2 separate regions of the Homo sapiens genome follow, and region 1 is linked to region 2. Evidence: chromatin contacts called from ENCODE POLR2A ChIA-PET data. All regions are on one chromosome and are shown on one strand. The core of a region is the stretch at or near the end of the contact, and the rest is flanking DNA. Distances in the headings are between cores, read along the strand shown. Region 1 holds the start of TIRAP-AS1 (TIRAP antisense RNA 1). Region 2 holds the start of TTC36 (tetratricopeptide repeat domain 36).

The links. ChIA-PET counts read pairs that join two places held with the same protein, here RNA polymerase II (POLR2A).
Region 1: POLR2A ChIA-PET joins it to region 2 with 10 read pairs in A549. The contact joins the promoter of TIRAP-AS1 here to the promoter of TTC36 in region 2. POLR2A ChIA-PET finds 5 or more read pairs at or near these places in 2 of 52 experiments (A549 and CD4-positive, alpha-beta T cell).

Annotation. Positions count from the first base shown.
Region 1 is chr11:126,302,921-126,305,620 of GRCh38, reverse strand. TIRAP-AS1 (TIRAP antisense RNA 1) reads left to right here and starts at 1,299. Exons shown (of 2, transcript NR_187388.1): 1 at 1,299-1,433. It overlaps DCPS (decapping enzyme, scavenger), which reads right to left and starts at 1,561. Exons shown (of 6, transcript NM_014026.6): 1 at 1,340-1,561. The coding sequence starts at 1,540. RefSeq lists a silencer at 1,474-1,603.
Region 2 is chr11:118,526,024-118,528,723 of GRCh38, reverse strand. TTC36 (tetratricopeptide repeat domain 36) reads right to left here and starts at 1,250. Exons shown (of 3, transcript NM_001080441.4): 1 at 1,112-1,250; 2 at 1-121. The coding sequence starts at 1,229. It overlaps KMT2A (lysine methyltransferase 2A), which reads right to left. Exons shown (of 36, transcript NM_001197104.2): 36 at 1,892-2,700. All of the region lies in intron 1 of TTC36-AS1 (TTC36 and KMT2A antisense RNA 1), which reads left to right.

The DNA of each region.
Region 1 (2,700 bases), core at 50-2,549, 7.8 Mb before region 2:
GGTGAAACCCTGTCTCTACTAAAAATACGAAAATTAGCTGGGCATGGTGGCAGATGCCTGTAATCCCAGCTACTTGGGAGGCTGAGGCAGGAGAATCACTTGAATCCAGAAAGTGGAGGTTGCAGTGAGCCAAGATAGTGCCATTGCACTCCAGCCTGGACAAGAAGAGTGAAACTCCATCTCAAAAAAAAAAAAAAAAAAAAAAAAGGCGGGTGCGGTGGCTCACGCCTGTAATCCCAGCACTTTGGGAGGCAGAGGCAGGCGGATCACCTGAGGTCAGGAGTTCGAGACCAGCCTGGCCAACATGGTGAAACCCCCATCTCTACTAAAAATACAAAAATTAGCTGGGCATGGTGGCGGGGGCCTGTAATCCCAGCTATTGGGCAGGCTGAGGCAGGTAGAATAGCTTGAACTCGGGAGGCAGAGGTTGCAGTGAGCCGAGATCACATCACTGCACTCTAGCCTGGGTGACAGAGAGGAGAGACTCCGTCTCAAAAATAAATAAATAAATAAATAAAAATTTAAAAACCAGATACACACAGAGGCATGGAAGCCTAGGCCAAGGTTCCCTGATCCTCCCAAAGGTGAGAGTTCCTGCTAGTAGTTCTAGGGAACCCCCTTATCTGCCCTGGCTAGGCCTCCTCACTAGTTTCTGGGGAACCCCCATATCTGCTCTGGCTAGGCCTCCTCACTAGTTCCTGGAATGGTCTCCATCTCTCCTCAGCCCCTGCCAGATTGCTGAGCACGTTGGTATTGGAGCAAGCTGTGTGTATCTGTCTCGCCAGAAATATTCCGTAGTCCTGAAGATCAGGGATGGTAACTTTCGTCTCCACATCCCCAGTACCTAGTTTAGTGTCTGGCATGCATGAAAGTGCGTGCGTAGAACTGAATTAACAATTATAATATATTGTTCTCCTGTTACGGCTGAAGTCGCGTAAGGCAGAGATCACATCTCCTACAGTCTCATGTCGTTTCCACGGACAGGGATGAGCGAGACATCTAACATTGACTGGGTTCCTAGTCCCTGTATACATAAATGGATGATGAATGGCTTGGGGAATGTAACATGTGATCTTTAATCTGCAATGCACTCTCCCAGTAGATATTTCTAGTGGAGACATTAGAAAAATTAGAGCTAGATGTGTTCATTGCCTTAATTTCAAAGGCAATCTTGCCGCCTTTCACCGCCCCTCTATGCATTCTAGTGGCGCACTCCCGCCTCCCCGGAGTGATAATGATTGGTATTTTCCAGCCGAGATCCGAAAAAAAAAAATCTGCCTCCGAGGCGATGATTGGTTCACTGCTTCCCGCATCCCACCTCAGGGTTGCCTCCTGGTACCTTCCCGTGTAGGAAAATGATTTTGTCCCGCGCAGACTCCCTCAGCACCTTCTGCAGTCTGAAGCCGGAGAACGGTAAGCGGACAGGAGCACAGGTACCATTTCCAACTCCTGCCTCCTTTTCCTCTGTGCTGGCGGCGTGGGCCTCCTCCACGTCCAATTCGCGCTTCCTCTTGCCTAGTTGAGGAGCTGCGTCCGCCATGCTGCCGCGGAGGCGGTGTGCGCCTGCGCCCCCTGCGCTGGCCCCGCCCCTAGCCCGAGTCCAGCGGCCTGGCTGGGCTGCTAACTCCCGGCCTACCCTGCTCTGGCACCCGCTCCTGCGGGATGCGTGCCGCGCATGGCGGAGCCCGCTGACCTGTCCCAGGGCGCGCCTTTCAACCGAGTTACTGCCTTTGGCCCCGTTGTGGTGCCGGCCGGCCCTCAGGGAAGGGAAAAGAAGGCTGAGAGTCCCGAAAGCGGCGGGCTAGAGGTGGCTGCGCAGTGAAGAGGGACCCCCAGGCCCACGCCCCGGGGTGGGAGCCGAAGACGCCCTTGGGCCACGGTAGTGTTGGAGCCCTTGTTTGAATACTGACATTTTAATCATAGTTACACCGACGTTGACCAATTATCGGGGAAGCAACGTTTCTGACGCAAATCCGTGAGCCCATTTGATTCCTTGGTCGATTTTTTATACCGAGTATTTAAGCCATTTCCATTTTTCTCCCATTTTAATTACTTTGCAGAAATTTTCATCGTGGTCAGTTTTTTACTTTGTAGACTCAGTACTTTTCTGCTGACAAAAAAGGTAAACGAATATGGCCAGAAGAACCATCTCCACCACCCACTTATTTCCGGGCTAGAGGCATCCCCCTCCTCTCTATTTTGTTTACCTGTATTTCTGCCCTGCTACCCAGGGATATGATTTGCAGTATGATTCGTCTCCCAGGGTTTCGTTTCTCTTTTTTTTTTTTTTTTTTTTTTTTTTTGCCATATAAAATTATTACTTGTAACTTCTGCTGTTGAGGGTTTCTTTGGTGACCATTGTTTCTGGTTAGCCCGTTTTTCACTGGTGTTATTTAACAGATCTAAATTTTGTGAAGAGTTGGTACTTACGGACAGGCGCGGTGGCTCACGCCTGTAATTCCAGCACTTCGAGAGGTCGAGGTGGACGGATCACGAGGTTAAGATACCGAGACCATCCTGGCCAACATGGTGAAACCCCGTCTCTACTAAAAATACAAAAATTACCCGGGCGTGGTGGCCCGCGCCTGTAGTCCCAGCTACTCGGGAGGCTGAGGCAGGAAAATCGCTTGAACGCGGGCGGAGTATTGTAGTGAGCCGAGATCGCACCACTGCACTCCACCCTGGCGACAGAGCGAGACT
Region 2 (2,700 bases), core at 1-2,500:
AGGCAGATGGCTTGGCCAAACCTCTCCAGGGCTGTGCTGAGGTCCCCAGCCTCTGCTGCCATCACCCCCTGCAGCTCCAGGGCCTTGGACTGTTCCAGCTGTGCTTGAGGGAAAACTTCATCTGGGCCAGGGAAGGAGCCAGGAGAAGCCAGGTGTGCAGTTGGTAGCAAGAAGAAAAAGCCACCTCAGGCTTTGGAATTCTGAGATCTGAGCCAGAGCTGACTGGGTATGGGTCACAGCAGGGGTCAGTTGCAGTGTTTGGGGTAGGGGGAGATGAGGTCACTAAGGCTGGGAGCTAGCATTGCCTGAGTTCCAAGAGACCTGGGAAGGGGCCTTGGTTGGTTCCCCATTGCCAAGAGAATGAAGCCCAGACTCCTCAATCTGTTAAAGAAGTTGCTCAAGTTCTTTGTGTATGGCCTCAACAGGCCATACGTTGCAGAGCTTGGATTTGAACCCAGGTCATTCTGGCTCCTGTCTGCATTTTACTCTACTACACCGCCTCTTATGCAAAGGCCACCATGACATTCCCAGATCATGAACATCACTTCTGACGTATCCCTCTGTGTTTCGGCCTGAGTTAGTAAGGTGTAGGCTTTACTCCTCTAGAAACAAAGGATCAAAAACTCCTTCATTAGGGATTAATGGAAAAGCCAGTGAACGCACTCACTGCGGAAGAGTTAGTTTGGAGCTTGGCTTGTGACAGTGTTTAACGGTTACTGGTTGTGCTTGCTATATTGGAACCACTCAACTGAGCAACCATGCCCTGCCTTATTTCAGTCTTCTGTTCTGGTGGTGGTATTCTCTGTTATGACAAAAATGTGAGAGTTTAACATCACCTGGCAGTTAAGCTTGGATCATACAGTCAATTAAGTGGTAAGTTCAGAGGCATGAGAGCTGATGGATCGAGAGACAAACCCCAGCTTACTCCTCTTGGCAGGACATCTCTTACCAAACCCCCATCAGTGCGCTAAGGAGCAGCCAACCTCTCTGATTCCAATCTCAATCATAATCATGGAACAAGGGGCCTTATAAAACCACCTCCCTCTCTGCTACCTCGGGAGGCCAGCAGGCCAGCCTATGTGCAGAGCTACACTCCAGATCAAATGCCCACCTTCTTCTCGTTCTTCCTTTTCTGCTTCCTCTCCGAGGTCCAATCCAACAATGTCTCCAAATGGGGTGTCAGGGTTGAAGATGGCCTGCAGCACTGCCTGATCATTTGGAGTCCCCATGGTGCTCAACTCCAAAATCCCAAAAGGTGACTCCAGATGAGAGAAGAGGGAGGGACGTGGTGAGGGTGGAGCCTCCAGCAGGAAGTTGATCTGAAAGGATGAGGACCACCCCTTCGTGAGGAGTGTCTCCCTGTCCATGGCTGTAGCATTTGCTCAACCTGTGGCCTGGAGGGTTGACCCTGGCTTGGCAGACTACTTGGTTATTTCTCAACTGCCCCTGCCCCCAGGAGAAACAGTAAACAAATCCAGCTTCAGCCTTAAGGTGGAGTGCAGCTAGAGAAGGTGTTCTCCAGCTTCTCCCTGAAATGCTTTCAGTTTATTATATTCACAGTTGAGAAAACCGATAAAAATCAATACTTAACCTCCTTGGATGAAACAGGGGAGCTATGTAGAAGGTAAAGGCCCTGTTCCTTTGTCCTCTTGACCCTGCCTCATATCCACAATTAATTAGGTCCTGAACATACATCACTGATGAATAAAGGAAGAAAATAGTCAAGAGAGCCAGTGTGGAGTGGACCTGAAGGTGGGCTACAGGGAATAATTTAGTGATGCCACCTTAAAGTAAAGGACTGTGGAAGGTACTTTGTGACCAGGTCACAGGCCATGCCCCTCCCGCTTTTCTCCACCCTCTCCAACCAAAGCCAAAAGGAAGCTTAACCATGTGCAGCAATAAACTTGACATGTTTATTAATTAAACTATCACTTAAATAAAAAAAAGTGCATAGAAAATAAACATGTTTAAAAACTCCTTTTTTTTACAACTATGTACACTTTTTACTTTTACATTCAGTCTTTCGTAGAGAGCTTTCAGCATTATTATTTTTTGAACTATTAAAGTATTTTCCTTCATCCCTGTCACAGGGAGTTAACACTGATGGACTTTAGACACATTTTCCTTTTTTTTTTTTCTCTTTTTCTCTAACCAGAAGCTTGGAAGAACACAAGGAAAAAAAACAGATCTGTTATACATGATAAAGTTGTCAAAAAATGTCTTATTTCTAGAAAAGAAGCTTGTCATCTGTTGAGCTCTTGAAACAATTATTCAACTACCTGTATTTACTAAAGAGACTGTTAAAAGTTCAATAAAAGAAACACCACAATTCTATTTTCTTGGTTGAAAGACAGAACTAGAGTACCTCGGAACAAGATACCAGGAAAGCACAGAACACAATTTTCCCCTAAATGCAGGTGGTAACCCCAACATTCATAACCAAAAATAGAGAAACAAGGAGGACAGGTACTGACTGGCAACATTCATGGGCAGAAAAAAATCCAGGTGACACCATGTCTGCATTTTTCTCTGATCCGAGGAATGGACTGTTCTACCATTCCTTTATGGTTAGAGGTTCCCCCCATTTCGGGAATCAGAGGAAAGTGAGCCTGACATCTTCCTGCCGCTACTAGCAACTGTAACACAATCCTTATCTATAGTGTTAAGAGAATTAAAAGCCATGGACTGAACTAGGCTTTG